Linked DNA regions of Homo sapiens: all the other regions are linked to region 7. Evidence: chromatin contacts called from ENCODE Hi-C or POLR2A ChIA-PET data. All regions are on one chromosome and are shown on one strand. Each heading gives the region's core, a stretch centred on a gene start or an enhancer-like site at or near the end of the contact. The rest is flanking DNA. Distances are from core to core; before and after follow the strand shown. Region 1 overlaps ACACB (acetyl-CoA carboxylase beta). Region 2 holds the start of USP30 (ubiquitin specific peptidase 30). Region 3 holds the start of ATP2A2 (ATPase sarcoplasmic/endoplasmic reticulum Ca2+ transporting 2). Region 4 holds the start of ANAPC7 (anaphase promoting complex subunit 7). Region 5 holds the start of SSH1 (slingshot protein phosphatase 1). Region 6 holds the start of UNG (uracil DNA glycosylase). Region 7 holds the start of FAM222A (family with sequence similarity 222 member A).

What was found. Hi-C counts contacts between places; a loop is a spot of excess contacts on that map. ChIA-PET counts read pairs that join two places held with the same protein, here RNA polymerase II (POLR2A). Pooled maps may share reads with other maps.
Region 1: a loop to region 7 is called in a map of CD4-positive, alpha-beta T cell, with 8 times the contacts of the local background. The contact joins the enhancer-like site here to the promoter of FAM222A in region 7. A Hi-C loop is called at or near these places in 1 of 168 maps with a recorded cell type or tissue (CD4-positive, alpha-beta T cell) and 11 of 50 pooled maps. POLR2A ChIA-PET finds 5 or more read pairs at or near these places in 2 of 52 experiments (K562 and activated naive CD4-positive, alpha-beta T cell).
Region 2: a map of CD4-positive, alpha-beta T cell shows a loop between it and region 7 (11-fold over the local background). The contact joins the promoter of USP30 here to the promoter of FAM222A in region 7. A Hi-C loop is called at or near these places in 1 of 168 maps with a recorded cell type or tissue (CD4-positive, alpha-beta T cell), 6 of 37 single-sample maps with no recorded cell type and 13 of 50 pooled maps.
Region 3: a loop to region 7 is called in a map of CD4-positive, alpha-beta T cell, with 4 times the contacts of the local background. The contact joins the promoter of ATP2A2 here to the promoter of FAM222A in region 7. A Hi-C loop is called at or near these places in 2 of 168 maps with a recorded cell type or tissue (CD4-positive, alpha-beta T cell and CD4-positive, alpha-beta memory T cell), 2 of 37 single-sample maps with no recorded cell type and 9 of 50 pooled maps. POLR2A ChIA-PET finds 5 or more read pairs at or near these places in 1 of 52 experiments (naive thymus-derived CD4-positive, alpha-beta T cell).
Region 4: a loop to region 7 is called in a map of B cell, with 10 times the contacts of the local background. The contact joins the promoter of ANAPC7 here to the promoter of FAM222A in region 7. A Hi-C loop is called at or near these places in 5 of 168 maps with a recorded cell type or tissue (B cell, CD4-positive, alpha-beta T cell, CD4-positive, alpha-beta memory T cell and 1 more) and 11 of 50 pooled maps.
Region 5: a map of CD8-positive, alpha-beta T cell shows a loop between it and region 7 (7-fold over the local background). The contact joins the promoter of SSH1 here to the promoter of FAM222A in region 7. A Hi-C loop is called at or near these places in 4 of 168 maps with a recorded cell type or tissue (CD4-positive, alpha-beta T cell, CD8-positive, alpha-beta T cell and naive thymus-derived CD4-positive, alpha-beta T cell) and 8 of 50 pooled maps.
Region 6: a loop to region 7 is called in a map of B cell, with 10 times the contacts of the local background. The contact joins the promoter of UNG here to the promoter of FAM222A in region 7. A Hi-C loop is called at or near these places in 4 of 168 maps with a recorded cell type or tissue (B cell, CD4-positive, alpha-beta T cell, CD8-positive, alpha-beta T cell and 1 more), 3 of 37 single-sample maps with no recorded cell type and 14 of 50 pooled maps. POLR2A ChIA-PET finds 5 or more read pairs at or near these places in 1 of 52 experiments (K562).

The regions. Positions count from the first base shown.
Region 1 is chr12:109,158,720-109,162,719 of GRCh38, forward strand. The region is part of intron 2 of ACACB (acetyl-CoA carboxylase beta); the gene reads left to right. Among named protein-coding and RNA genes, the nearest start is that of ACACB, 44 kb to the left of the region's middle. Within about 2 kb of position 1,797, at least 6 of the 41 ENCODE cell types and tissues checked have a DNase peak (open chromatin) inside an H3K27ac peak, as active enhancers do.
Region 2 is chr12:109,050,295-109,054,311 of GRCh38, forward strand. USP30 (ubiquitin specific peptidase 30) reads left to right here and starts at 2,282. Exons shown (of 13, transcript NM_032663.5): 1 at 2,282-2,467. The coding sequence starts at 2,385. USP30-AS1 (USP30 antisense RNA 1) reads right to left here and starts at 3,671. Exons shown (of 2, transcript NR_038996.1): 1 at 3,392-3,671; 2 at 1,747-2,444. RefSeq lists enhancers at 2,476-2,975, 3,309-3,678.
Region 3 is chr12:110,279,426-110,283,239 of GRCh38, forward strand. ATP2A2 (ATPase sarcoplasmic/endoplasmic reticulum Ca2+ transporting 2) reads left to right here and starts at 1,822. Exons shown (of 20, transcript NM_170665.4): 1 at 1,822-2,482; 2 at 3,179-3,196; 3 at 3,288-3,370. The coding sequence starts at 2,365. RefSeq lists enhancers at 1,330-1,399, 2,517-3,271 and silencers at 1,490-2,089, 2,180-2,689.
Region 4 is chr12:110,401,300-110,405,133 of GRCh38, forward strand. It overlaps ANAPC7 (anaphase promoting complex subunit 7), which reads right to left and starts at 2,409. Exons shown (of 11, transcript NM_016238.3): 1 at 2,228-2,409. The coding sequence starts at 2,328.
Region 5 is chr12:108,856,171-108,859,815 of GRCh38, forward strand. It overlaps SSH1 (slingshot protein phosphatase 1), which reads right to left and starts at 1,413. Exons shown (of 15, transcript NM_018984.4): 1 at 1,258-1,413. The coding sequence starts at 1,326. RefSeq lists enhancers at 109-610, 663-712 and a silencer at 1,143-1,882.
Region 6 is chr12:109,095,914-109,099,981 of GRCh38, forward strand. UNG (uracil DNA glycosylase) reads left to right here and starts at 1,684. Exons shown (of 7, transcript NM_080911.3): 1 at 1,684-1,898; 2 at 2,519-2,725; 3 at 3,276-3,371. The coding sequence starts at 1,767. RefSeq lists a silencer at 1,863-2,252.
Region 7 is chr12:109,711,791-109,715,904 of GRCh38, forward strand. FAM222A (family with sequence similarity 222 member A) reads left to right here and starts at 2,035. Exons shown (of 3, transcript NM_032829.3): 1 at 2,035-3,107. RefSeq lists an enhancer at 497-1,060 and silencers at 1,766-2,095, 2,126-2,175.

The DNA.
Region 1 (4,000 bases), core at 547-3,046, 550 kb before region 7:
TCCCAGCACTTTGGGAGGCCAAGGTGGGCAGATCGCCCTGAGGTCAGGAGTTCAAGACCAGCCTGGCCAACATGGTAAAACCCTGTCTCTAATAAAAATACAAAAATTAGCAGAGCGTGGTAGCACACATCTGTAGTCCCAGCTACTCGGGAGGCTGAGGCAGGAGAATCACTTGAACCTGAGAGGTGGAGGTAGCAGTGAGCTGAGATCACACCGCTGCACTCCAGCCTGGGCGACAGAGCAAGACTCCCTTTCGAAACAAACGAAACAAAACAAAAAACAATCTAAAAAGTTAAAACCGCTCTTAGCCTGTGGGAGATACAAAAACAGGTGGCCGAGTGGATTTGACCCATGGGTCCTAGTTTGCCCACTCACCCCTGGCCTAGCCAAGGTAGTCATCCCAGGGGGTACTGATGGGGCAGGTGGCTTGAGAAATTTCCAAGGGTCCATTTCTGGAGAGCGTGGTTTTGTGCTGTTTGAACGATATCAACCTTTACTGGGCTACACAGTGTTCTTTCTTGCTTTCTTGTTTGGAAGTAGTTGTAATTACAGAATTGCCTGGCTCAGAATCAGCTCTTAGCAGTGCGGGTAGCCGTTACCATCTCTATTTTATAGAAGAAAAGAGAGGGAAGAAATTGAAGGTCTGATTAATGCCGGGGCCCTAGCCTAATGGCCCAGCCTGGGCTCCTGTAATGCTATCCTGCAGACGTACATGGTAGCTAAAGTGTTGCAAGCTGTTTACTTTGGCTAGGTCCAGGGATAAACTGTTAATTCCATCATGTGAGGAAACTGAGGCAGGGAGTATTGAAGTAACTTTCCCAGGATTACACAGGTTATAAGCGGTAGATTCTGGCTTCAAAGCCTAGGAGGATGGCCGCAGTCTACCAGAGTTTCTAAACTGCGGCTCTGTTGACACTTGGGGCTGTCCAGTTCTTTGTGGGGCTGTCCTGTGCATTGCAGGGTGTTGAGCAGCATCCCTGGTCTCCACCCACTAGATGCCAGTAGCGCATCCCCCAAGTTGTGACAATCAAAGATGTCTCCAGGTATTGCTCCCCGGGGAGCAAAATTTCCCCCAGTTAAGCACTCAGGGCTGGGCGCGGTGGCTCACCCCTGTAATCCCAGCACTTTGGGAGGCCAAGGTGGGCAGATCACCTGAGGTCAGGAGTTCGAGACCAGCCTGGCCAACATAGTGAAACCCCATTTCTACTAAAAATACAAAAATTAGCCAGGCATGGTGGCAGGCACCTATAGTCCCAGCTACTCGGGAGGCTGAGACAGGAGAATCGCTTGAATCTGGGAGGCAGAGGTTGCAGTGAGCCGAGATGGTGCCACTTCACTCCAGCCTGGGTGACAGAGCTAGACTCTGTCTCAAAAAAAAAAAAAAAACCAACCAACCAAACAAAAAACCTCAGCATTATACATGTTTGTCTCTTATTTGAGAGGAATATAAGAGGCCATATGTGTAATGCATGTTTTAAAAGTCCAGTTAATAGAGGGGCTTCCATTTATCTCAGATTGTCTTTCTGCCTAGAAGTTAGATTCTGAGGTCAGCTAGAGTTGGATTTGAAACGGGGCTCTGCCACTTGCCAGCTGTGAAACTGGAGGTAAATGGTCCTCTCTGAACCTCGGTTTCCTCATCGTGAACCTGGAGATGACAGACTCCTCCATACAGGGCTGTGGAGATTCACTGAGAGGCCCCCTGTGCCCAGTCCATAGTGGGCAGCCGAGAATGTTTATTTCCTCCATTCCTGATACTATTCTGCCTGGTCTTGTGCTCCGGCAGCTGACTGCATTTGGTGTTTGGCTGACACCTCTGCTGTTGATTGTACCTGAAGTCATTTCCAAAGTCACCTTGAAACATTTCAGCTCTCACCCTTGCCGTGCTGTATAAGGACAGGGCTTCTCACTGGACAATGGCACTTAGGATGATCCTCCTTCAGTGGAAGCAAATGCTGGCCGAAGGTCAGCTCTCTAGAGCCAATGTTGGTTGGCTTCCAGCTTTATCAAAAAGAATTAAAATAGCCACTTGCCTGGAGATTGGGCCTGAAACAAGGCCAGTCCGGCAGCTTTGTGTGTTCGCTTGCCTAGCCTGCGGTAATGGGCTTGTGGCCTGCCTGATGGAGGGGCTCTGTCACCAGTTTCGAAATCAACATGGTGGCCAAGAATGGTTTTTTTGCCCCCTAGGCCACAAATGAAGTTTTTCTTTGTTGTGCTTTAGGTCAAATTGCTAGAGTTTTAATGTTTGTGTGTGTAGAAATGGGATGTCTCAGACTTTCTGAAGCTGAACCATCAAGCCAGCCAGTCAGGGAAGGTCGTGGACAGAATGAGGGGTGCGGCTGTGTGTGGGAATGTCGATTAGTACAACCTCTGTGGAAAACAGTTTGGAGAGTTCTCAAGGAACTAAAATAGATCTGCCAGTCTCTCCAGCAATCCCACTACTGGGTATGTACACAAAGGAAAAGAAATCACTCAGTCAGATTCGCTTTTCATTGGGAGGATCTTAACATGATTGGTTGAAAACAATAAATAAAATTAGCAAGGAGTCCAGTTGTGGGGTCTCACGCCTGTAATCCCAGCACTTTGGGAGGCTGAGGCAGGCAGATCACTTGAGGTCAGGAGTTCAAGACCACTCTGGCCAACGTGTAAAACCCCGTCTCTACTAAAAATACAAAATTTAGCCGGACATGGTGGCGGGCACCTGTAACCCTAGTTGCTCGGGAGGCTGAGGGAGGAAAATTGCTTGAACCTGGGAGGTGGAGGTTGCAGAGAGCCGAGATTATGCCACTGCTCTCCAGCCTGGGCGACAGAGTGAGACGCAGTCTCAGAAAAATAAAATAAAATAAAATAAAGAAATAATTATATCAAAAGACACCTGTACTTGTATAGTTATCACAGCACTATTCACAGTAGCAAAGATATGGAATCAACCTAAGTGTCCACCAACAGATGACTAGATACAGAAAATTTGGTGTATATATATATATAATTTTTTATGGCTCAGTAGTATTCTTTTGTGTGTATGTGTGTGTGTGGTGTGTGTGTGTGTGTATACCTACATGTATACATGGGTGTTCCTCTTACAAAATTAATAGCTTTTTTCTTATTGAAAATAACACATCATTGCAGAACATTTTTTAAAATATAGCAAAGAGATAACGGCTCTTAATACTTTAGCATTTTTTTCCCCCAGATCAGGGGTCTGTCTACAAATGATGTCCCTTGGGTTGCATCTACCTTTTTTTGTAAATAAATGAAGTTCTCTTTTTTTTTTTTTTTAGGTAGAGTTTCACTCTGTTGCCCAGGCTGGAGTGCAGTGGTGTGATCTCAGCTCACTGCAACCTCTGCCTCCCGGGTTCAAGTGATTTTTGTGCCTCAGCCTCCCCAGTAGCTGAGACTACAGGCGTGCGCCACCATGCCCAGCTACTTTTTGTGTTTTTTTAGTTGGGATGGGGTTTCATCATGTTGGCCAGGCTGGTCTCAAACTCTTGCCCTCAAGTTATCTGCCCATCTTCGCCTCCCAAAGTGCTGGGATTACAGGCGTGAGCCACCGTGCCCAGCGTAGCATTAACCTTTTAGAAGCTAGAAAGCAGATGAATGAGTGGTCACTGGCTTAAGGCTGAGTCCTAATGGAGCAGTGAGGAAAGTTGGGGACCCCTGGCCATCTGTACCACAGAACCCCCAAAAGGCATAGTGTCTGGCAGCAAGGGATGCCCCTGGAGCTGAGGGGTAAGGAGGGTACCAAAATGAGAAGGACAGGGTGGAAGACTCCCAGGTCCCCTCCCCTGTCTCCTGCGGCAGGGGCTGTCCACTTCGACCCCAACAGAAGGCAGCAGTTCAAAGGTACATATAGAGGGTCTTGGGAGAGGGGATCGACAGGCACAGTTGAGGGCATGGGGCCTGTATCCCAAATAGGAAGATAAGGGTCTGAATAGGTGCTGAATTCTTAGAACTTCCCCGTTCCCCCCGGGGCTCCAGGCTGACCTTTACTGTCCAGGCAGAA
Region 2 (4,017 bases), core at 1,032-3,531, 660 kb before region 7:
AAAACAAACAACAACAACAAAAAAACAAGATATACCTATATACCTCAATTTTAAGGAAACAAAAATTCTCAATTTTAATTTCTAACAGAGTACAGTTAGATATAAACAAAATCCCTCAATCCTTTTTAAGCGTACAAAGAGATCCGGAGAACAAAAACTTTGAGAACTACTGATCTAATGCATTGATTTCTTTTGTTTTGTTTCTGTAGTTGGGGCTACAGGTATGCGACACCACCCCCAGCATGAATGCAATTACTCAGTCTGGAGTCGGAGAAAGCGATTGAAAGGGAGGGAAAAATCTTGCTGGCTCTAATGCTTTATAAACTGTGCTGTCCAATACGGTAGCTGCTGGCCACTTGGGGCTATTGAGCACATGAAAAGTGGGTACTCCAAACTGAGAGGTACTTAGTACCAAAAAACAAAAAAATAATGGGCCGGGCGCGGTGGCTCACACCTGTAATCCCAACACTTTGGGAGCCCGAGGCGGATGGATCACGAGGTCAGGAGTTCAAGCAGCCTGACCAACATGGTGAAACCCCGTCTCTACTAAAAATACAAAAAAATTAGCCGGGCGTGGTGGTGTGCACCTGTAATCCCAGCTACTCAGGAGGCTGAGGCAGGATAATCGCTTGAACCTGAGAGGCGAGATCGTGCCATTGCACTGCAGCCTGGGCGGCAGAGCAAGACTCCATCTCAAAAAAAAAAGAATGTAAATTATCTCATCAATAATTTTCACATAGAAATGACATATTTTGTTTTTCTTTTCTTTGTTTTTCGGTAGCCATGGGTTCTTGCTATGTTGCCCAGGTGGCCTTGGACTCTGGGCCTGAAGCCATCCTCTCACCTGGCCTCCCAAAGTGCTGGGATTATAGGCATAAGCCACTGCACCTGCCCCAATATTTTGAACATATTGGGTCAAGGAAAAAATATGGTTAAAATTAATTTTACCTCTTGCTTTTTTTTTTTTTTTTTTTTTTTTTGATGCTGAATCTCTCTCTGTTGCCCAGGCTGGAGTGCAGTGGTGTGATCTCAGCTCACTGCAGCCTCCGCCTCCCAGGTTCTAGCGATTCTCCCGCCTCAGCCTCCCGAGTAGCTGGGATTACAGGCACGCGCCACCACACCTGGCTGATTTTTGTATTTTTTAGTAGAGACGGGGTTTCACCATATTGGCCATGCTGGTCTCGAACTCCTGACCTCAAGCAATCCGTGCCCCCCACCCCCACCCCCCGGCCTCCCAAAGTGCTGGGATTACAAGTATGAGCCATCGCACCTGACCTCTTTTTTTTTTTTTTTGAGATGGAGTCTGGTTCTGTCACCCAGGCTGGAATGCAGTGGCATGATCTTGGCTCAGTGCAACCTCCACCACCACGGTTCAAGCAATTCTCCTGCCTCAGCCTCCTGAGTAGCTGGAATTACAGGAGCCTGCCACCACGCCCGGCTAATTTTTGTATTTTTAGTAGAGATGGGGTTTCACCATGTTGGCCAAGCTGGTCTCGAACTCTTGACCTCAGGTGATCCACCAGCCTCGTTCTCCCAAAGTGCTGGGATTACAGGCGTGAGCCACGGCGTCTGGCCTACCTCCTGCTTTTCACTTTAATGTGGCTACTGGAAAATGTAAAATTACCTATGTGGCTCCTGTATATTTCTGTTGGAGAGTGCCATTCTGGAGACAGACAGACCGAACTGCCAATCTCTGTTTCACCACTTACAAGCTGCGTCAAAAAACTTACTATTTCTTCAAATTTCCTGGGTTCCCTGGGATGTAAAATGTGGGTAATGTTAGAGTTGGTGTGAATATTAAATGTAAATAATGAATGTAACATACTTAGCTCTATACCTGGCACCCAAGTAAACAATAAGTTTGTTGGCTATTAAAGACGTTGATTTCTCTACTGATATCGTCAGAGATGGGCCTCATGCTCATTAAAGTTCCTTCCTCTGCGACCTATTTCCACTCTGGCCACAATAATAACTAATTATAGCAGAGGCCTGACCCGACTTTCGGCTGTTGGCCTCCCTTCCCCACATCGAAAAATTCAAATCATGACCCAGGGTCCATCCTAGAAGTGTGCCATCTGTATTTATGAATGGAGCCTAAGCAAATCTGAAAACCAAGCAGCCCCAGGCAACTGAGCCCAGCGTAGCAACCGACGCCGGGGCCTGTTGCTAAGGGAAAAGAAAGAAAGGACGTGGTCCGTCAGCTATTGCTCTCCGGGGGCAGCTACTTCCGGTCCCCCTGGGAGCTGTCCTGCGGTCTACGTTCCCCCGAGGTGCTGGGACTGCGGCCGCAGGTTCCGCTGTCTCGGGAACCGTCGTATCCCTCGGTCCGGCGGCGGCGGCGGCGGTAGCGGAGGAGACGGTTTCAGGCCTCCGGTGCGGCTGCAATGCTGAGCTCCCGGGCCGAGGCGGCGATGACCGCGGCCGACAGGGCCATCCAGCGCTTCCTGCGGACCGGGGCGGCCGTCAGGTGAGATTTTGGGGGGCGGGGCTGCCGAAGAGGCCGGGACCAGGGTCCCCAGCTTGGGCCCGTGACGGCTTTTTCATGCCCTAGTTGGGGTCTCCAGGGCCCGCGCGGGCATTCTGGAAGGTTCTGCGTCCTTTAGGGTTGGAGGCCTGGGCCCGTAGGTGGGAGGACTGACGGGCTCCAGTCCTTCGGCAACACCAATTCTGTCTGCACTCCCCAGGTCTGTCAGTCCCTCCCCCTCCTGTCATTGTTCCCAGGACACCCGGGGCACTCCAGTCTTGTCAAGGCCCCTAATTCTGTCAGTGCCCTCAGTCCTTTCAGTGCCTCCTAGGCCTGCCAAGACCCCTCAATCCTTCTAGTATACCCCCAGTCCTTCTGGGTCCCCCAATCATATCAGTTTCTGGACTGCCAGGGTTCCCCAACCTTGGCACGGTTCTTCTAGTCCTATAAGTGCCCCGGGCCTGCGAGCCCCGCGTTTTGTTAGTACCGCCCCCTATTCCTGTTAGCCCGCCCTCTAGTCTAATATGGATCGCCACTTCTGTCTGGGTCCCTGATGTTGTTAGTGTGAGTAAAGGCCCTTGTTTTGCAAGGGTCTCTAAATTGGTCAGGGCCCCTTTAACCTGTTAAGGTTGCTTGGTCCTGTTAAAGCCCTCCGTTCTTGTTAGGACTCCTCGATTGCCTGGGTCCCCAATCCTGTCAGGGCCCCCATTTCCCTCTTATTCACCCTCCCAAGGGCTCCAGGCTTCAGAACTGAGTACCCCCTCCCCCACTGCTGACCCCAAATGACTGAGACCTGTTGCTCAGGTCGGCTTCCTCTGGAACTGGAGCAGGTTTAAAGAGCTTATTATCCCAGGGCTGAAAGTCCTCGATACTTATCCTGTCCAGTGCCCCCATTCCGTAGATAGGAAGTGTGGCCCCATAGCTGACCTCATAGCAGAGTTGGGAGGAGAAGCCAGATCTTTTCATCCGCAGGCCCCACCACTCTCCTCGTGATGTCATTTTGCAGAGGAATGGAGTTTCCAAAGTCGCCACTTGTCCCTGGGTATTTTTTCCTTATGCTGCCAAAGTCATGGACAAGTCCTCTCTCCCATCCCCTTGACACTCTTCCCTTCAGTTTCCATCTTGAACTTCGTGGTTTTAAGCACAGACCTGGGGAGACAGACAGGCATGATTCAGAGCCATGTTCCTTCACTCACTGTGACCAAGTTGGGCTCTTAGTTTCTTCTGCTATAAAAATGAAAGTGATAGTAGAACCTGCATCTGTGGGGTTGTTTTAAAAATGAGGTAAGATTGTCACAGGGCCTGGCAGAGAGTATGTACCCTTAAATATTAGTGTTTGATTAGGGGATTTTAAAGCACTGGTAAAGCACCTTAGCACTTCCATGACAGTCCTTTATAATCTTTCCAGGCACTTTTGTGAACTCACGTATCGTGTAAAAGCACAGTGATGTATTAAGAAACTTCAAGAATACCTTTCACCAGCTGGGCATGGTGGCTCACACCTGTAATCCCAGCTCTTTGGAAGGCTGAGGCAGGTGGATTTCTTGAGCTCA
Region 3 (3,814 bases), core at 572-3,071, 570 kb after region 7:
TGTGGCTGGGTAGCCACTTTAGACAGCAAAGACATCTCTGAGGAGGGGACATGTAAGCTGCGATCTGAATGGAAAGAGAACGACACAAGTGAAGAAGATCTGTGGGAAGAGCATTCCATACAAAGGCTGAGGTCAGGAACTCCTCCAGAAGCTCATAATTGCACCAGAGGTGCTTACAACCCCAAGCAGTGACAGTGGCACAGAATATTCAACATCAAATGCCTAAGCTAATTTCCAGGCTGAGAAAGGTAAACCATCCTTCTCCTGCCTGCAGTGCTTCTATCGGTCCTGAAAGAGACAGAGGAGGTAAGGGAGAAGAATTGGTACGAAATGGTGCAGAGCTGGTCTCAGAGGGCAACAACAGCCAGCCCTCCATGACCACACTCCCACCGTGCACTCACGTGCCCCTCTTGAAGCGGCTCTGATCCTGTGACCTAACCAGTTTCCACCTGGCTTCTCTCAGTGCGTTGCCATATAGTATAATTTTTTGTTTGTTTGTTTCGTGTAGGGTTTTGTTGGTTCTTTTCCAAGTATCAATCAAAACTACATGCCAACGTCCACTCCTTGGAAATAATTAAATGACATGACGTGCCTGATTTTTTCAGCTGGTGATGCACTGTAATTTGCATCTGCTGAAGGAATTTATCTTAAGTCCTGAAGCCCAGCCACTTGAGACAACTGAGGTGATTTTTCTGCTCTGCTTTTGCTCATGCGGATGGTGCGTTATTGTTAAACACAAAAGTGGACTAATTGCTTCATTCTGCAACCTACTCCGTGAAGAAAGCTGCTCTTCTTTGTGAAGAGAATATGTTCATGTTTTGTTCATGAATTCCATGCAATTTCCCATCCCCTTGTTAAGTAATGTAGCTTCTTTATATTGGCAAAATTCCCTTTATCTTGCTGTGACCTGCGCTTTGTCCTCCCGAGCAGAGCAAATCATCTGTGGTTTAAGAGCAGCTTTGGATTCAAGTCCCCTTTTCTCCTGTCGAGGGAAGTGAGTCTATGAAATGGCCTTCATCTGAAAGCCACAGCGAAGCACCTCCTAGCCCAAGTCTAGCTGCTGTGTGGCAGCTCCAGCGGCGTGAACTGTGACTGCCCTGCAGACACCTATCAAGCGCTGCGTCAGCTATTAATAATAAAATCAACTCTTCTCCCTCCCCCCCGCGAGGGGGGTTCCCTCGTCAGGGCCCAGAACCCGCTGGGGAAGAATCGGGGCTGGCGTGCGAAGGAGCTGGCGGCAGGGGGTGTAGGATGCGGTGTTCCCGAGGCGACAGATGAAGGATTTGGGTTGTGTGGGAAGTGAACTGCGGAATTCCTCCCCTTGGTTTCTGAGGGGGGCTCTGAAGGAGCCAGATTAGGATGCAGAGCGCAGCCCGGGCGACCGAGGGCGAGGAGGCGAGCCAAGGACATCAGCCCGAGGGCGCCTCGAGACGCCCCGCGTGGACCGCGCTCCCAGCTCCTCGGCCTCGCCTTCCAACCATCCGCCCACCGGCCCCAGAGCAGCGTGCCCACTGTGAGCGCCCCACCCTGCGTCTGCAGGTGGGTGGGTCAGAGAACCGCAGGCACAGAAGAGGGTACCCAGCTTCCCCTCCGCCAGCCCCGCGACCGCGGCGCGCGCGGCCTCGATCCGGGTTCCTAGGGGCGGCGCGCGGGAGGGGGCGGGGCCTGCGCGGCAGCGTGGGCGCCAGGCGCGCGGGAGGAGGGAGCCGGGAGGAGGGGGCGGGGCCGCGCCGCCCGCGCCGCGCTGGGCGCTCTCGGCCAATGAGCGGCGTCCACATGCCGCGGCGGCGGCGAAAGGGGAGGCAGCGGCCGATAAATGCTATTAGAGCAGCCGCCGCGGAGCCGTCCCCGACGCCACCTCCTTTTCCTTCGCCGCAGTTTCCTCCGCCGCTGTCGGGCGTGCGGCGCTGAGGGACCCGGGCGAGCGCGCCGCGCACCGCCCCGCCGGCTCGCCTCCCTCGCCGCGTTCCGCCCTCAGTGGTCTGCCGGGCGCCCCCTCCTCCGGCCCGGGCGGGGCCTCTGATCGCCTCAAGAGAGCGGGGAGGGGGCTCGGGGGCCGCGGCCTGCCCTCCCGGCGGGCGGCTGAGGGCGAGGGAGGCCCTCCCTTCTGGCGAGGGGAGGGAGGGTGGGTCAGGAGCCCCCAACCCGCCCTGCGGAGCTCGGGGCCGCGCGAGGGGCGGTTGTCTGGGGGAGGGGGCGCGGGGTGATTCAGCGCCCGGCGAGGCGGAAGCGGCCGCAAGAGGAGGAGGGGAGAGCCCGTCCGCGCCTGGGCTCCCGGGGTGGCACGAGCCCGCGGCCGGAGTGCGAGGCGGAGGCGAGGAGGCCGCGGGGACGGGAGGCGAGGCCGGCCGGGCCCCCGAAGCCATGGAGAACGCGCACACCAAGACGGTGGAGGAGGTGCTGGGCCACTTCGGCGTCAACGAGAGTACGGGGCTGAGCCTGGAACAGGTCAAGAAGCTTAAGGAGAGATGGGGCTCCAACGGTAGGTGCAGGGCGCTCCGCTGCAGGGGCCCGGCGCGGCCGGGAGAGCCAGGGAAGATGGCTGACCGGGCTCCACCTCGTGGGCTTCGGCTCCGCGCCCGCCGACAGCTGCGGGCGGAGGGTCGGGCCAGCGCGCCGGCCCCGCGGGAGAGAAAGGGGCTGCGGTCCTCGCCTCGCCTTCCCTGGACCTCTTCGCTTCTCGGGCCCTCGACCTTTTCGGCGCGCAAGGCTCGGAGGCTTCTCTCCAGCAGCAGCCGGCCCCGGTGGAGGGAGGGACGTGGCTTCTGCAGCTAGGTTGAGCCCGGCAAGACGTTTTCTCGTCCCCTGCCGATTTATGAGGAGTCGAGGTCGTTGGAAGGCCTCTGACCGTTCTTGTCCTACCCAAAGTTACACATCTGGCAGAAGTGATGACATCGCTGAAACCACTCCTAGGTTCAGGAGCCCGAAGTGATTTCACGCTTAGGGCTAGACCTCAGGCCATTGATTACAAAGAGTGCATGCTTCCTTGAGATATCTTCGTGGTATGCCCTCTGCTAAAAAAATCGGATATTCTTATAGCTAGGTCTGTGTTTTAAAGATATTGATGCTTAGAATTGTAGCAGTTCTTTTTAGAAAAACGAAGTGCTAAAATGTCTCTCTCTTTTTTTTTTTAACCTCCCTCTTGACACATTGCTTGACGAATTTCTACATTCTACAGAGTTACCGGCTGAAGAAGGTAATCTTAACATGCTGTTTCTGTTTTTTTTCCTCTGTTGGTGTGCTGATGGTAAGATGACAGTTAAAACACATGTGTTTGTTTCTTACAGGAAAAACCTTGCTGGAACTTGTGATTGAGCAGTTTGAAGACTTGCTAGTTAGGATTTTATTACTGGCAGCATGTATATCTTTTGTAAGTATAAAAAAATTTATTTTCTTTCCCCCCAAAAGCTGAAAGTATTCCATAGATAAATCAGAAAACAAATGATGTCCATTGGGTGAAAACATATTTGGAGTTGCAAGCTGTGTCTCTATGTTTAAAAACAATCTGGGCATTTTAAAATTACAAAACAAAACACTTGAAGCCATTGGTATTCAGAAAATAGATGCCTGACATTTACAGTGTGGTTAGGAGTTGTCCCAGAGTGTGGCATGGTCTTAGAAATTCTTGTGGTTTATCAGCTTTTAATATCAAAAAGTTCTTTTCTGGGAAGCCTTTAATGTTTTGGGTTCTTCCATTGTTATCGTGTTGTAAGATCATACTAAGATGATGTTGGACTCTTTGTAGTCTGTAAATAGAACTTACAAAAGGAATATTCCAGTTGCTTTCCCTTCCTGGTAATGGCAAGGTGACAGT
Region 4 (3,834 bases), core at 1,159-3,658, 690 kb after region 7:
TTGGATGTGTGAACTTGGACAAGGGTATTTCACCTCCCTGAGGTTGTACTCACTTCCTCAACACACTCAATAAGCATGTGAGTGCTTATTGCGCACAGCCACTGCGCTTTCAATTGGTGGGTGATGCGAAGGGTAGAAAAGTGGGAGTACCCGAGAGTCCTGGGAGTCAGAGAAGGCTCTTTAGGAGAGATATCCAGGCTAAAACCTGAAGGAGGAGGCAACGCTGAGATGAGGACCGTCGCAGGAGGAACAGCAAGTACAAGGGCCCAGAGTAGAGAACACGCTTGGTGCATTCAAATAACACAAAGAGGCCAGAAGCGATGGTTCACGCCTGTAATCCTTAAACTTTGGGAGGCCGAGGCGGCGGGATCACCAGAGGTCAGGAGTTGAAGACCAGACTGGTCGGCTGGGCGCGGTGGCTCACACCTGTAATCCCAGCACTTTGGGAGGCCGAGGCGGGCGGATCACGAGGTCAGGAGATCGAGACCATCGTGAAACCCTGTCTCTACTAAAAATACAAAAAAATTAGCTGGGTGCGGTGGCGGGCGCCTGTAGTCCCAGCTACTCGGGAGGCTGAGGCAGGATAATGGCGTGAACCCAGAAGGCGAAGCTTGCAGTGAGCCAAGATCGTGCAGAGCGAGACTCCGTCTCAAAAAAAAAAAAAAAAAAAAAAAAAGACCAGACTGGTCAATATAGTGAAACTCTGTTTCTACTAAAATAACAAAAATTAGCTGGGCGTGTGGCGCTCGCCTGTAATCCCAGCTACTTGGTTGGCTGAGGCAGGAGGATCGCTTGAACCCAGGAAGCGGAGGCTGCAGTGAGCCAAGACTGCGCCACTCAACTCCAGCATGGGCGACAGAGCGAGGCTGTCTCAAAAAAATAAAAATAAATAAACAAATAAAAACAAATAACAGAATAGCCAGGGAGGCTAGAGAGCAGTGAACAGAGTAATGAGATGAAGTCGCAGAGAGTGGAGGGCAGATATTTGCCTTCAGAGGCCATGGGAAAGAATTTTCATAAGTGCAATAAAGGATTTTTTTTTTTTTTTGAGACGGAGTCTCGCTCTGTCGTCCAGGCTGGAGTGCAGTGGTGCTACTTCGGCTCACTGCAAGCTCCGCCTCCCGGGTTCACGTTATTCTTCTGCCTCAGCCTCCCGAGTAGCTGGGACTACAGGCGCCCGCCACCACGCCTGGCTAAATTTTTTTGGTATTTTTTAAGCAGAGACGGGGTTACACTGTGTTAGCCAGGATGATCTCGATCTCCTGACCTCGTGATCCGCCCGCCTCGGCCTCCCAAAGTGCTGGGATTACAGGCATGAGCCACTACGCCCGGCCAATAAAGGATATTAAGCAGGAGAGGGACATGCACTCAAGGATGGAATCAGCTCAGTGCTTCAAGGAAACATGAAAGGCGCCACGCCCACCCATTAATGGAGTCTCCCGTTTCCTTTTTTTGAGACAGGCAGTCGTTCTGTCGCCCACGGTAAAGGACAATGATGCGATCACGGCTCACTGCAGCCTCGACCTCCTGGGTTCAAGCGATCCTCCTGCCTCAGCCTCCCGAGTAGCTGGGACCGCAGGCACGCACCATCACGCCCGGCTAATTGTTTAATTTTTACTTTTCGTAGAGGCAGGGTCTCCCTATGTTGCCCAGGTTGGTCTTGAACTCCTGGGCTCAAGCGATCCTCCCGCCTCGGCCTCCCAAAGGGCTCGTATTAGAGGCGTGAGCCACCGCGCCCGGCCCCGTTTTCAGGGGTTTCCCAAGGCCAGAAAGTGGACCCTCCTGATACACTTAACGGGGGGACCAATCTCAGATGCGGGGGCTAGCGCATAAAAACCAGGAGGCTGGGTCCCTGAGCTGCAGCGAGAGAAAAAAACGTTCTTCTGGAAGGAGCCGAGAGGGAAGGATTCAGCCTAGCGATGTGACAGTCGCGCTGCCCCGCGACAGGTGCCTCAGGAAACCCTCGCCTGGGTCGTCCTCAGAGCCTCTGCCTTCTATGTCTCCAAGCCGCCGCTCGCCACATCCCCGCGGGACTTGACGCCGGCACCCAGTGAACCCAACTTGCGCTCCGAAGTCTGCTCCGCTCCAGGACGCCCTCGCAGACCCCGGAGCCTCCGCTGGCGCCGGCGGCCGCTCCTTCCCGCCTGTTCCCACGTGCCCTGAGCCCCCGCTCCCAGACCGCCGCCGCTTTCTCCTCAGCCCCAGGCAGCTACCCGCCTCAACTCACGGGTTGTTATTACTCATTGTAAGTAACAAGCTGCTGAGGAGCCGCACGTTGGAGTGCAGCCCCGCGGCCGCCATGTCCCGCACGTGGTCTATCACATTCATCCTGCTCTGCAAAGCCGCGGGCAGCGGCGGCAGCACTGACTCGAAAAGCCGGTAGAGGATCCTTAGGGAAGACTCCAAAATGGCGGCGTCGCCGGGGTCCATCGGGTCCACACGCGGCACCACCCCCAAGCAAGAGGTAACTACTGAAGTGCCCGAATAAAAAGAAACTCGAGTCCCTGCTCCTGTCGTGGTCCTTTTCAGGTGAAATGAGTTGTTATTTTTACGCAAAAATCACGTTATCATCCTAAACTGCAAACTTTACTGAGGATTTACAATGAGACAAAAGGCACCTTATAAGACTACTCGGTCAATTTGAATGAGTCTGAGAGGAATTTGTGCCTCTCAGAAATTAAAATGTGTGGGTATTTACCGAAATAAAATACAGTAAGGTGAGGAAAAACGCTCCAACTGGAATTAAATATTCTAATCGGGCGCCAGGGACAGACCTAACGGCCTTTACAGTGGCGCATGCGCACCAGGCTAGGGCCGCCGCGCCCCTCCTCAGGTGTTTTGTGTTCCTGCCAAGTCAGGCTTCGGCCCTGGGGGAACTCCTTGGTTCGAGGGGTATATTTCCCCATGTAAAATTATTCCCTAGATCCGTGGAAATAAAGGCTGGATCCAGGAATTAGCTGATACCCATATAAACCAGTATGTGTCTGGCACACTTAACGTTTTAGGAAAGTTTTACACAAGTTATTGGGACGCTCACAACAATCCATAAAGTTGAAGTTGTCATTCCCTTCCCACAAGGGAAGAAACTGCCTGCTTAAATTTTGTGCTCAGGTTGTTAAATGGTTGACTTGGAATCAGATCGACTGGTTAATTATGTTGGATCGCAAACTCAAATGTATACAGGGACCAGGGAGGTAACTGAGCCAATGAGGCAGTTTAGGTCGTTGAGTCAGAGTCCGAATATTCTCCACAGTCATCCTCTCAGATCTAGCCTATCGCTCCTTTCTTAAAGGAGACAGTCGTTTTGGTCTAGATTTTGTTTTCATTTGATTTTTACAGTAGTAGATGCAAAAAAAATGCTCTGAAAAAATCACAGTGTATCTTCATCAGCAACTTTTTCAGCTCTTAACATTTTGTCACAGTTGAAGCTCCTGTAGATCCTTTTCCCATCTCATCCCCTACTCTAGTTTCCTGGATGTGTGAGACCTTCTATTTGATTTTGGTGGGCATCATCACTGTGAACTTTTCTTTTTTCTTTTTTTCGAGACGGAGTTTTGCTCTTGTCGCCCAGGCTGGAGTGCAAAATCTCAGCTCACTGCAACCTCTGTCACCCGGGTTCAAGGAATTCTCCCTGCCTCAGCTTCCCGAGTAGCTGGGATTACAGGCGCCTGCCACCACTGTCATGTGCGTCCGTGTGAAGAGACCACCAAACAGGCTTTGTGTGAGCAACAAGGCTGTTTGTTTCACCTGGGTGCAGGCAGGATGGTAGCAGCACGAGCCATAGGCAAAACTCCTCAGACACCAAGTTAAAGAAGGAAGGAGTATATTCGGCTG
Region 5 (3,645 bases), core at 163-2,662, 860 kb before region 7:
ACTCAGCCTTGTTATAGGTAAGAGTTTAGACCAGAGGCCTTGACGGGTTCTTCAAGAGATGGTGGGCAAGATTGCGCGACCAGAGGGTCATCCCTGCAGCTACAGAGGGCTGACCTGCTCAGAGGCCCAAGGCCCCAGCCTAGGACAAGCCAGGCCAACCCTGCAGGCTAAGAGGGCAACAGTGCCCTCAATCAACCCCAGAGGAAAAAGTGGCCAGGCAAACGGACCTGGGCCACACACAGACCCACAAAAACGCGCACAGTGCCAGGACACGCAACCCAGGAATGCACCTATGCAATCACCCAGAATGGGTCACAGCCACACAGAAAGATAGATGCACATAAACACACAGGCCTGAGTGATGTTACAGAAAGGAAAAGCCAGACTAAGGCTGCACGCACAGACGTGAAACACAGCCACACAGAGCCCACAGCACGCTCGGTCACCGTCACACAGTGACACGGGCACGCCTACAGACAGAACTCCAGAGGCGGCAGGCGGGGAAACAATCTCACACGTTTGTAGGGGCACTCCCAGATGCCTGTCTCACGCTGGCACAGTCCCCGGACGGCAGGTCAGCAACAGTCACATCTCACATCGCACAGCCAGGCATACAGGCAAAGGGCCTAGAACTACCCCGGCCACAGGTCTCAGAACCAGCGGCTCACGCAGTCACCCAATCAAGGGTCCCAGTTGCACATCCAGTCACCCCTGGACCCTGGTCACACTGCAGAGTCACTCACAAATGGGAGTCCCGACAGACGCACAGTCCTCCCCAGACAGAGGTCAACCCAAGATGGGGGTCACACCTGAAATCACAGTCCCCACACAATCACGAGGTCACATCTGCACACACAGTCTCTGCACAGTCACCCTTAGGGGTCACAACGCACACAGTCTCCGCCTAACAGGGGTCACCCCAAGATGGGGGTAACCCCCTGATGTGGGTCACAGCGCACACACAGTATCCTGCAGACACTCCCAGAGGGGTCGCACTGCATACACAGTCCCTGCAAAGTCGCCCCCCGATAGGGGTCACACCGCACACAAAGTCCCCGCACAGCTCCCCAAGACAGGGTCACATCGCACACAGTCCTCGCACGGTCACCCCGGTCCGGCTGCCCGGCTCTGTTCCTACGGCGGGGCCCCGAGGAGCCCGCGCAGCCGCCCCCCTGCCCCGCACGCGCGGCCCCAGCTCCGGCGGCCTCGGCGCGGCGTCCGGCGGCCCAGGCCGGGCGCGGCGAGCCCGGGGCTCACCTCGCTGTTGCTGGCCGAGGAGGAGGCGGCGCTGGGCGTGGGCGAGCGCTGCAGGGTCACCAGGGCCATGGCTGCGGCGCGGTGCGAGGGCGCCACAGACGTCTCGAGCTAGAGCCGCCACCGCCACCGCCGCCCGGGCCGGGCCCGGGGCCTCCTGGAGCCGCGCGCGGGCGGCCGGGCCGAGCCGGGCCGGGCCCGCCCCTCCCCCTCGGCGTCGCCACCGCCCCCGCCCCCAGCTCCCGCCTCCCGCGCCGGCGCGCGCAGGCCTCAGTGCGCGGAGTGGGCGGGGAAGCGGGCAGGGCGGGACGAGGAGGCGCGCGTGCGCGGGGGCCCTGAGGGCTGCCCGAGGCCTCGGCTGGTCGATCACGTCCCTCGCGCGCCCGACACACGCGCCCCCGCCCGCGCGCCCCGCTATCAGGCCTGGGACTCGGGGGCGCGCGCGCCGCCCGGAGCCCGTACGCCCCAGGGGCCCTGCCCGCTGCTCTGCCTGGGGAAACTGAGGCCCGGCGACCGTGCAGACAGGACTGTACAGCGACCAGGAAATAAAAGACGTCCTGGGGCCGGGCGCGGTGGCTCACGCCTGTAATCCCAGCACTTTGGGAGGCTGAGGCGGGCGGATTACGAGGTCAAGAGATCGAGACCATCCTGGCCAACATGGTGAAACCCCGTCTCTACTAAAAAGACAAAAATTAGCTGGGCGCAGTGGTGCGCGCCTGTAGTCCCAGCTACTCGGGAGGCTGAGGCAAGAGAATCGCTTGAATCTGGGAGGCGGAGGTTGCAATGAGCTGAGATCGCGCCACTGCACTCCAGCCTGGGCGACAGAGCGAGACTCGGTCTCAAAAAAACAAAAAACAAAAAACAAAAACAGTAAGCAAAATAGATTCGCCTGATTTTGCAGAGGTTAATCAAGTTATTAGGCACGTTTTTAAAAAAGTATTTTGCTAATCTTTTTCAATGAATTCTTTCTGGGTGTTCTGAAACCCAGCCAACTCCTTGGAGGTCAGGGAAGGCTTCCCAGAAGAGCTTTATTCTGAGGCTTGGGCTTGAGCATAAGCAGGATTAACAGGTGAAAGAACAGAGAGACAGCTCTCCAAGCAGGGGGGATCAGCGTGCCCTGAAGCAGGAAGAAGTTTGTCAACCGGAGGCCAGCACTCAGGGAAGGGAAGAGGGGAGGAATGGCTGGAGTCTCCATCCTCTCTGGAAAGATCGCTCCGGCTGCTGCGTGGATGAGGGACCACGGGGCAGAGGGCTGAGGGAGACCAGGGAGGAGGCTGCTGCTGTTGTCCCGGGGAGAGGTGACCAGTTATGGGGATGGAGAGGGGAACATGGAATAAGATACCAAGAAGGCAATTCTGGCTTGACTTAGTAGTAGGAAACTTTTCTTTTAGCCAAAATCTCATCTCCCGGCTCCCACCCCCAACCTCTGCATGTTGCACAAGCACTCGCAAACGCAGTGGTCCCAGCCTGCCCCGCAGCTTAGCAAATTTGTCTTACTGCCCAACAGGAAACCCACGCAGCCTCCTGGATTCTTCCCCGTCCCTCCCTCTGTCCTGGGGCTGTGACCTCCTCCATGTTATTCACAGGGTCTCAGCACGATTCATCTCAAAGGTGATTCTAGTGGGGGGCACTGTAGCTTCTACGGAGCGTTTCTAAGAGGGGATTTGTGGGAATGTTTGTGGTTGTCTTGCTGATGGAGGGGGAGAGCTCCTGGCATTTAGAGTGCAAGAGCCTTGGATGCTAAATGTCTTCCAATGCACTGGACAGTCTCCCCAACAAGAATTGCTCCATTCCCACAAAATGTTTCCTGGGTGAAAAACCCATTTATAGTAATTTGAAGCCAGAACCTAACTCCATTTCATGCATCAACACTAGTCTTCCTTCCTTCCTTCCTTCCTTCCTTCCTTCCTTCCTGCCTTCCTTCCTTCCTTCCTCTCTTTCTCTCACTTTTTTTCTGAAACAGGGTCTCACTCCCGTCACCCAGGCTGAAGTGCAATGTCACAATCATAGCTCACTGCAGCCTCCATCTCCCAGGCTCAAATCATCCTCCTGCTTCAGTCTCCTGAGTACAACGGGTACACACCACCACACCCAGCTCCTTTAAAAAAAAAGTTTAACTATGTTGCCCAGGCAATCCTCCTGCTTCCGCCTTCCAAAGTGCTGGGATTACAGACAGAAGCCACCATGGCTAGCCTGGTATTTTTTACTGAATTTTCAGAAAGGTGACTATGTTGAAACCCTGTCTCTCCTAAAAATACAAAAAATTAGCCAGGCATGGTGGCGGGCACCTATAATCTCAGCTACTCAGGAGGCTGAGGCAGGAGAATCACTTGAACCCGGGAGGCAGAGGTTGCAGCAATCTGAGATCGTGCCACTGCACTCCAGCCTGTG
Region 6 (4,068 bases), core at 434-2,933, 620 kb before region 7:
GGAGGCAGCACTGAGACCTGGGTAGGAAGCTGGGGTTTATTCTAAGCCTTTTTGAAAACCAAAGAAGGGTTTTAACCTAAGGATTGTCTTTTTTTTCTTTTTCTTTTTTTTGTTTGTAGACAGGGTCTTGCTCTGTCACCCAGGCTGGAGTGCAGTGGCACAATCTCAGCTCACTGCAACCTCCGCCTCCCGGGTTCAAGTGATTCTCCTGCCTCAGCCTCCTGAGTAGCTGGGATTGCAAATGCATGCCACCACGCCTGGCTAATTTTTGTATTTTTAGTAGAGACGGGGTTTCACCATGTTTGCCAGGCTGGTCTCGAACTCCTGTGCTCAAGCGATACGCCCCTCCTTGGCCTCCCAAAGTGTTGGGATTACAGGCGTGAGCCACCGAGCTGGGCCAGGCCCCAGGTATTGTCATGATGTAAAAATCTCTCTCTAGAAAAGAGAACACCAGCTTCCCAGCTGGTCTTCTGTAGCTAGGAGATGCAAGAGCAGCAGTTGAATTTGAGGTTTGCTTTGGAGAAAGAACCAAAAGCAGATATGGATGGTTTGGATGTGAGGGAGGGAAAGAGAATCCTAAGTGTATTAGTAGTGGTGGGAGGAGGTTCGGTACAGTGGTGTCATTTGGAAGACAAATCGTTGGTGTTTAACCTCTATGACCCGAAAGTCTCCCACAAGCCTGATACATTAGGCAAAATGTTTGACTGCACTAAGCCTTAGTTTATCGTCATAAAATAGGCCATGAAAATTGCGTGAGAAAATGTATATAACAGTTCAACAAATAATATTGGCTGGGTGTGGTGGCTCATGCCTGTAATCCCAGCACTTTGGGAGGCCAAGGTGGGCAGATCGCCTGAGGTCAGGAGTTCGAGACCAGACTGGCCAACATGGTGAGATCCCCCATCTCTACTAAAAAAATACAAAACACACTTGGGCAAACATGGTGAAACCCCATTTCTACTAAAAATAGAAAAATTAGCCAGGCGTGGTGGCGCGCGCCTATAATCCTAGCTGAGGCACGAGAATCGCTTGAATCCGGGAGGCGGAGGTTGCAGTGGGCTGAGATCACACCACTGCATTCCAGCCTGGGCGACAGAGCAAGACTCTGTCTCAAAAACAAAATACACACACAAAATATAATAGTATTTGTTTGTTTGTTTGTTTTTGAGATGCCTCGGATTACAGTGCGGGGATTACAGACGTGAGCCATCAAGCCCGGACAATATTATTATATTGTTCATTGCACTCCCACAACACCCCTAAGGGGCAGGAACTTTTCTTCCCAGCCCCCTCCCCCCGACCCCACCGAGAGACAGGGTCTCGCTCTGTCGCCCAGGCCTGGAGTGCATTGGCGCGATCAAAGCTCACTACAGCTCAGACCCTCTGGCCTCAAGCGATCCTCCAGCCTGGGCCTCCCAAAGCGCTAGGATTACAGGCGTGGGCCACCGCGCCTGACCAGTCTTCTCTTCTTGCAGCTGAGCCTTAAGAGCCTGTCCAAAGAGCAGAGGTGGGCTGAAGGCACAAAGCGAATGAAAGAATAGGCCCCCGGGCACCGTTGCACGCCCCACCTCCTCCCAGGGGCGTTGCACTCCAGCCCCTCCCGCACATGCGCACTGGGCCTTCCACCGCCCCCCGCCCCCAGCAAAGCCCCCCGCTCGGAGCATGCGCGGGCCGCTTGGCGCCAATTGCTGACCGCCACAGCCACAGCCAGGGCTAGCCTCGCCGGTTCCCGGGTGGCGCGCGTTCGCTGCCTCCTCAGCTCCAGGATGATCGGCCAGAAGACGCTCTACTCCTTTTTCTCCCCCAGCCCCGCCAGGAAGCGACACGCCCCCAGCCCCGAGCCGGCCGTCCAGGGGACCGGCGTGGCTGGGGTGCCTGAGGAAAGCGGAGATGCGGCGGTGAGGCGCGGCTTGGGCCGGGGCTAGGGGGTGAAGGGGGAGGAAGGCGGTGGGCCCCGCCTGACGGAGGGCGTGCAGGATCGCGCCTCTGACTCGGTAAACCCGGGCTCCGCTTTCCAAATAGCCTCCACGTGTTCAAAATAGCCGCCGCTGTCCCCCATGGGCCGCCATGCTAAAGGGCCAGCCAATGGGAACGCGTCTCGGGGCCCATGGCGCCAATCCGCGCGCCGCAGGCCCTCCTGGCTCGGTGCGCTGTCCAATCAGAGGGGAGAGGGGGCGGGACCCAGAGGGAGGTTTTTTGCCGCGAAAAGACCACGTGGGGACGCGGTGGGGCGGGTCTGGCGGGGGCGGGGCACCTCTGTGCAGGGTTCCCAGTCACCGCGACGCTCCTCGGGAAGCCATAGGGCGCCTCCCAGCCCGTCTCCCCGCTCCAGTTTAGAACCTAATTCCCAATTCCCGGACCGGGCCCAGCCCTGGGCTCTTACTGTCCGCTTTTGCTGGGACCTGTTCCACAAATGGGCGTCTTCTGCCTTGGGCCGTGGGGGTTGGGCCGGAAGCTGCGGACGCCTGGGAAGGGGCCGCTGCAGCTCTTGAGCCGCCTCTGCGGGGACCACTTGCAGGCCATCCCAGCCAAGAAGGCCCCGGCTGGGCAGGAGGAGCCTGGGACGCCGCCCTCCTCGCCGCTGAGTGCCGAGCAGTTGGACCGGATCCAGAGGAACAAGGCCGCGGCCCTGCTCAGACTCGCGGCCCGCAACGTGCCCGTGGGCTTTGGAGAGAGCTGGAAGAAGCACCTCAGCGGGGAGTTCGGGAAACCGTATTTTATCAAGGTAAATATGGAAATGCACCTTCCATAAGGGTAAATGTGGAGGCTGCCGGCCCTTTTGTCTTGTTAGTGTAGCCGGCCAAGTTCATGTTTCCGTAGGCTTAGGTTGTACCCCCTTCAACCTCCTTTACTCACAAAGGGGGTAAAAGAAAGCCATGATGTTTCACTCTGCAGCTTTATATTGGTTAAAGTTGTTAACGACCCGCGAGATGATATCATGGATTCATTTAAGTCACATAGTCTATTGTCCAGGAAAGGCTGGCGTAGTAAAATCACCAACCATCCTGAATGAAACCTGGCTTGAGCTTTAAAAAGCCGAGAGGAGTGGCACTGTCAGGACCCAGCCCAGAGAAAGAGGCAAGGAATTGACCTGATTGAACCACTTAGGTGGGGGGGCAGGCACTGTTTTTGTTTGTTGTTTTTTAAAAGAATTTGGACATAACATGACAAAGAACTAATGATGTTCCAAATAACTTGCACTAGAAGCTTTCTTATTGAATTCTTATGGTTTCCAATGAGAATCTGATTTTAAGTCTAGTTTATCTTTAAATCAGCTAATGGGATTTGTTGCAGAAGAAAGAAAGCATTACACTGTTTATCCACCCCCACACCAAGTCTTCACCTGGACCCAGATGTGTGACATAAAAGATGTAAGTACAACTTGTTGATAATTTTTATTGGGGAGAAGGAGTCAAATAGTATTTTTAAATTAGGGACACTGGAGTTAAGCCACAGTCCATCATTCAGTAGTAAATAAAACACTGAAATCCCGAGGTTTGGCTGACTGTATTTCAGCCTGTATTTACTCTTTTTAATGTTTACCACGTGGTATTTATGTGGCAAAAAGGAAAACTATGTACATCCTGTGCTCTTATTTCTTGTATTTTTTTTAAATCCTGAAACTAACCTCCCGCGGTGTCAGATGTTATGGTGGTGGTGAAGTTCAAACTGACACACAAAGCAGTTAAATCTTTTGCAGCTTGTTATAGTCAACCCCACCTTGACCTGACCACACTGCCTTATAGTTAGCACTTTCAAGCTCTTGACTTCTGGCCTGAACAGTTTTGTGGTTCTGTTATCAGATCCCTTTGCTTTAGTTTGTCTTATATAACAGTTGCTGGTTGGCGGCTCTCATCCATCTTGTGTTCAGAAGTTCGTGGGGCTGGGCACGGTGGCTCATGCCTGTAATCCCAGCACTTTCGGAGGCCAAAGTGGGAGGATCATTTGAGGTCAGGAGTTCAAGACCAATGAAACCTGGTCTCTCCTAAAATACAAAAATTAGCCGGGCATGGTGGCGCACGCCTGTAATTCCAGCTACTTGGGAGGCTGAGGTGGGAGAATCGCATG
Region 7 (4,114 bases), core at 785-3,284:
GTCATGTGGCCTTCCTCTGCTGTAGGATGTGCATAGTGATCGTATATACCTTATAGGGTTTCTGCGAGGGTAAAAGGAGTTATGTGAGATAAATAGCAGTGAGCCCATGCCTGACACACAGTAGGTGTGAAGTCATGGTGACCTACAATGAAAAAAATCCCAAACTTTTGACAGGCTGTGGTGCGAACTGCTGCCTTCTTCTCCTCTTCGCGATCTCTCTCATTTCCCAGGGTTTGCTTGTTACTGTCCCTCGCCCTGTCCTCAGCTGAAGTCTGGTCTCCCCACCTGTCCACACGCTGGGTCCACCCATCCAGTCGCCCCGGCCGCCCTCCCTGACGTCCCCGCAGCCCTGGCTGCTGGCCCGAGCGGGAAGCAGCTGGAGGCATAACACATTTCCAGGTAAATCCCCACCCCCACCTTCAGCCTGGGGAGGGAAGGGGAGGAGATGGGGGCGGCCGCGGAGAAATAGAGCGGAGCTGCTGGGAACAGCGCGCCGAGCAGCCGCTTAGAGGCCTGAAACAGGGCCAGCTCCTGTCCTAGATAAGGCGGCGGGTGACCCACTTGGGCCGGCCCTGGAGGTCCGCCGCGGGCGCCTCTCCCGGCGGGGTGGGTTGGCTCCTGGAAGTAGGCTAGGGCCCGTCTATAATCAGCCCGTCCGCTGGATACGCTCCCCAGGGTCTCCAAAGCCCTCCAGCCCGGGTGAGTACAGAGGGCATTTATTGAGCACTTAATGTGTGTTTTGAGTCCTTTACATGCAAGAATTCATTTTGCCCTCAAATCTACGCTGTAAGGTAGGAATTATGATGCCCCCCATTTCACAGACAAGAAACTGAGGCGCAGACCCGTGAAGGTAAATGGCCAAGACCAACAACCAGCAAGGGCAGGGCTGCAATCCCACCCAGTTTCGGTGGGACTCCAGGTATCACACGGGCATAGCCTGAGGGGTGGGGGGTCTGACTGCTGCTCTGCATTTCTGTGGGGATCTTTGTTATTATCCCGGAAAGCTGGCTTCCTACAGTGCTGTGTGATGGACACACAGCAACTGAGGGAACTGCCCCACCCAGGACTCAATTTCCCCATCTGTAAATGAGACTGCTAGACGGGCCGCCCATGGGCTGTGAGAACCCAGGAAGCTTCTTTAAAAGTAAAAGGGAAAGCACAGTATAGTTTGATAGATTCATATTTGAACCCCAGGTTGATGTGAAACTATGCCTCAGTTTCCCTATCTATTAAGTGGGGGAGTAGGCTAGTGCCTGTCTCCTGTGGGCGTGGGGTACGTCTAGAAGGTGTAGCTTGCAAATTGCTCAGCGCTGTGCTGGGTTATATAGTTAGCGCTCCACAGATCACAACTGTGATGCCAAAAACACATCGCTGCCAAAAATAAGCCTTAGGACAAAAACATCCAGGACCATGTCACTTCACATCTCCTTACCTCAGTTTCCTCTGTAAGTTGGAAGTATAATAATAGTACCTACCGTATCAGTTTTCTCATCTGTAAAATGGGGGTGATAGTAATACCCACTCACACGGTGTTGTGAGGATTAGATAAAATACTTTGCTACATAAGTGTTAGCTATAGTTGTTATTTTTAACAAATTCCTCATGAGGTTGGTTTTTGCCAAGATTAAATGAAATAATGCCGATAATGCACTTATACAGTGCCTTGTCCCAAATATGTGATCAGTAAATGACACTGGTTTTGCCACCCCTAGTGGGACTACAAAAACCAGCACGCCCTGCGCCCCCAGTCGGGGCCCCTCCACCCGGCGCCGGCGCGCAGCATGCCGGGAGTTGCAGTCCTCGCGAGGCAAGTTCCGCCTCGTCCCTGCTTGGGGGAGGAGGTTGGAGAGCCGCCCTGCCGGCCTTTGAATTTTGCCGCGAAAAGCGCGCGTGGCGGCCCCCGGCTCCGCCCCTCGCAGGACGCGGTGCCGCGTCACCCTGGTAACCGCCTCTCAGCCGCCGCTGATTGGGCTGGGCCGCGGGGGGCGGGCGGGGGACGAGACGCGGGGGCTGCTGCCGGCGCTCGCGCCTGTCAGTCGGGCCAGAGCGGAGCAGCGGGCAGGACTGCCTGGCCGGCTGCTCCGCGGAGAGGCTGCGCGCGCCGGCCGGGGGAGGCGGACAGCCGGGCCCGGCGCCTGTGGGGCGCGGCGCGCGGCACCCGGGCCTGAGACCAGGCGAGGCGCCGGCGCGCGCCAGACGGCGCGAGGCTGCGGCCCCGGGAGCCCCCGCGCGCCGCCCGGGGCCATGGGCGCGTGAGAGCCCAGCGCGCGCGGCCCCTGCTGCGGCTTGCGAGCTCGCACACCCGGTGCACAGTCCCCCGGGCCGTCCTCGTGTCCGTCCTGCGCCACTGGGATCGGCTGTTTCTCAGCGCCGAGGCCCCCGAGGCTGCATCCGAGCTTGCGTCGCCCGCTGCCGCCGCCGCCGCCGCTGCCGCCGCCGCTGTTCGCCGGCTTCCCCTCCCCCCACACCCGGGGCTCAGAGCAGGAGGAGGAGGGGCCGGTGCATTCTCGCCGCTGTTCTTTGCAACCTGCAGGGGCCGGTGTATGTCCGGCGAGGAGCCGGGGCCGCTGCGGGTGCGTGCAACCCCCGAAGGAGACAATCCCTCCACCTCGGGGCGAACCCGGGGGCTGCAAGCCGCGGGCGGGCGGGCGAGCGAGAGGAAGCAACAAAGACAGGCTGCAGCTGGGGCTGGCGAAAGGGGCCGCGGCCGCCGGGCTCCCAGCGCGGGCGGAGAGGGCGCCCTGGGAGCGGCGCGGGCCGAGCTGCAGCCTTGAGCGGGGCCCCGAGGGGAGGCGCAGCGCCGCCCGCCGGACGTGGCGATCACGGGCCCCGGCGAAGATGCGTCGCCTGAGCGCCCGCGCGGCCCCCGTCCGGGGCGGGCGTGACCCCTGCTGAACGGAGACCTCCCCTCCCCCCCGACTTCGGACGGCGCAGGCCGGCGCCAGGATAGCCCTCACCGACAGCGCCCCTTCCCACCCGGAGAGAGGCATCGACCCCCAAGGAGGGCTTCGTCAGGCAGCCTCTGCCACTCCTGCATGGCTGCGACCCGTCGAGCGGAGCGTCGTGGTAGCTGAGACCTGGTGCCCTTCGACGGCCTGGCTGATCCGGTGAGTTGTGCGGGGCGGGGTTCTGCGCTGGAGCTGGGGGCACCCCCTGGCGTCCGGGCAGCCAGGATTGGACAGAAGGGGTCCTAGGCTGTTGGGGGTCCTGAAGCAGAGATAACCCTTGTCCGCCCCTTTCCTCCCTCCAAACACAACTTGTTCAGATGGGCCAGCCGATGGGAGTGGAGGTTGGGGGGCCCATTCGGATTCCGCGGGACCCTGGGCGGGTTGGTTGCCAGAGAGGAAAGGTCACCCCACCCGTAAAGCTAACAAAGGTATTGGCTGTGTCATCCGAAAATTCCCCGGGAACTCCAGTGTCTTGGAAGGGCTGGGGGGTGGGGGGCACCCAGGATGGGAAAACGTTGAGGGTCTCCCGAGCAGCCTCTGAGATCTTCAAGGGAAATCACCTCAGAGGGGGATTTGGGGTTCCAGAAACGCAGGTGGCCACGTTTGAGAATTGTGCCCCATGGGGCTAGACCTTAGAGCCCTCGTTCAAACCACGTTCCCACAAATAACTCGCAGGGACGGTAGGTTCCCCAGTGGGGGCACGACATGACGTCAAACCTTAGCCTCTGATGTCACTGGGGTTGCCGTGGCAACACCACTTGCCTTGACCCAAGGCCGGAGGGGGCGGGGTCGTGGTAACAAGGGGCGGGGCTGGATGCCTTTGGGTAGTGGAGGGGTGAAGGCGGACTCCCCCCACCCCTACCATTGCAGTCCTCTGACCTAAATCCTTAGCGCCCCATAAGGTGGGGGAGGGAGGCAGTGCCAGCTGTCCCTGTTGATGCTCCTCCCCGCAAGGACAGGTGTTCAGAGCTTTGCCCATGTAGCCTGGCCTGTGCCTCGGGGCTCAGGCCTCCCAGACAGAGCAACTTTCTGTTTTGAAAAGAGATGCTATAGAAGAGACCTCCCTGAACCCCACCATGTACCCAGCTGGCAGGCTGAAGTTCCCAGGGTCCCCAGAGAGATGTGGGCCTCCGGCCCTCCAATAGGCTACTTCTGCTGGGGAAAAT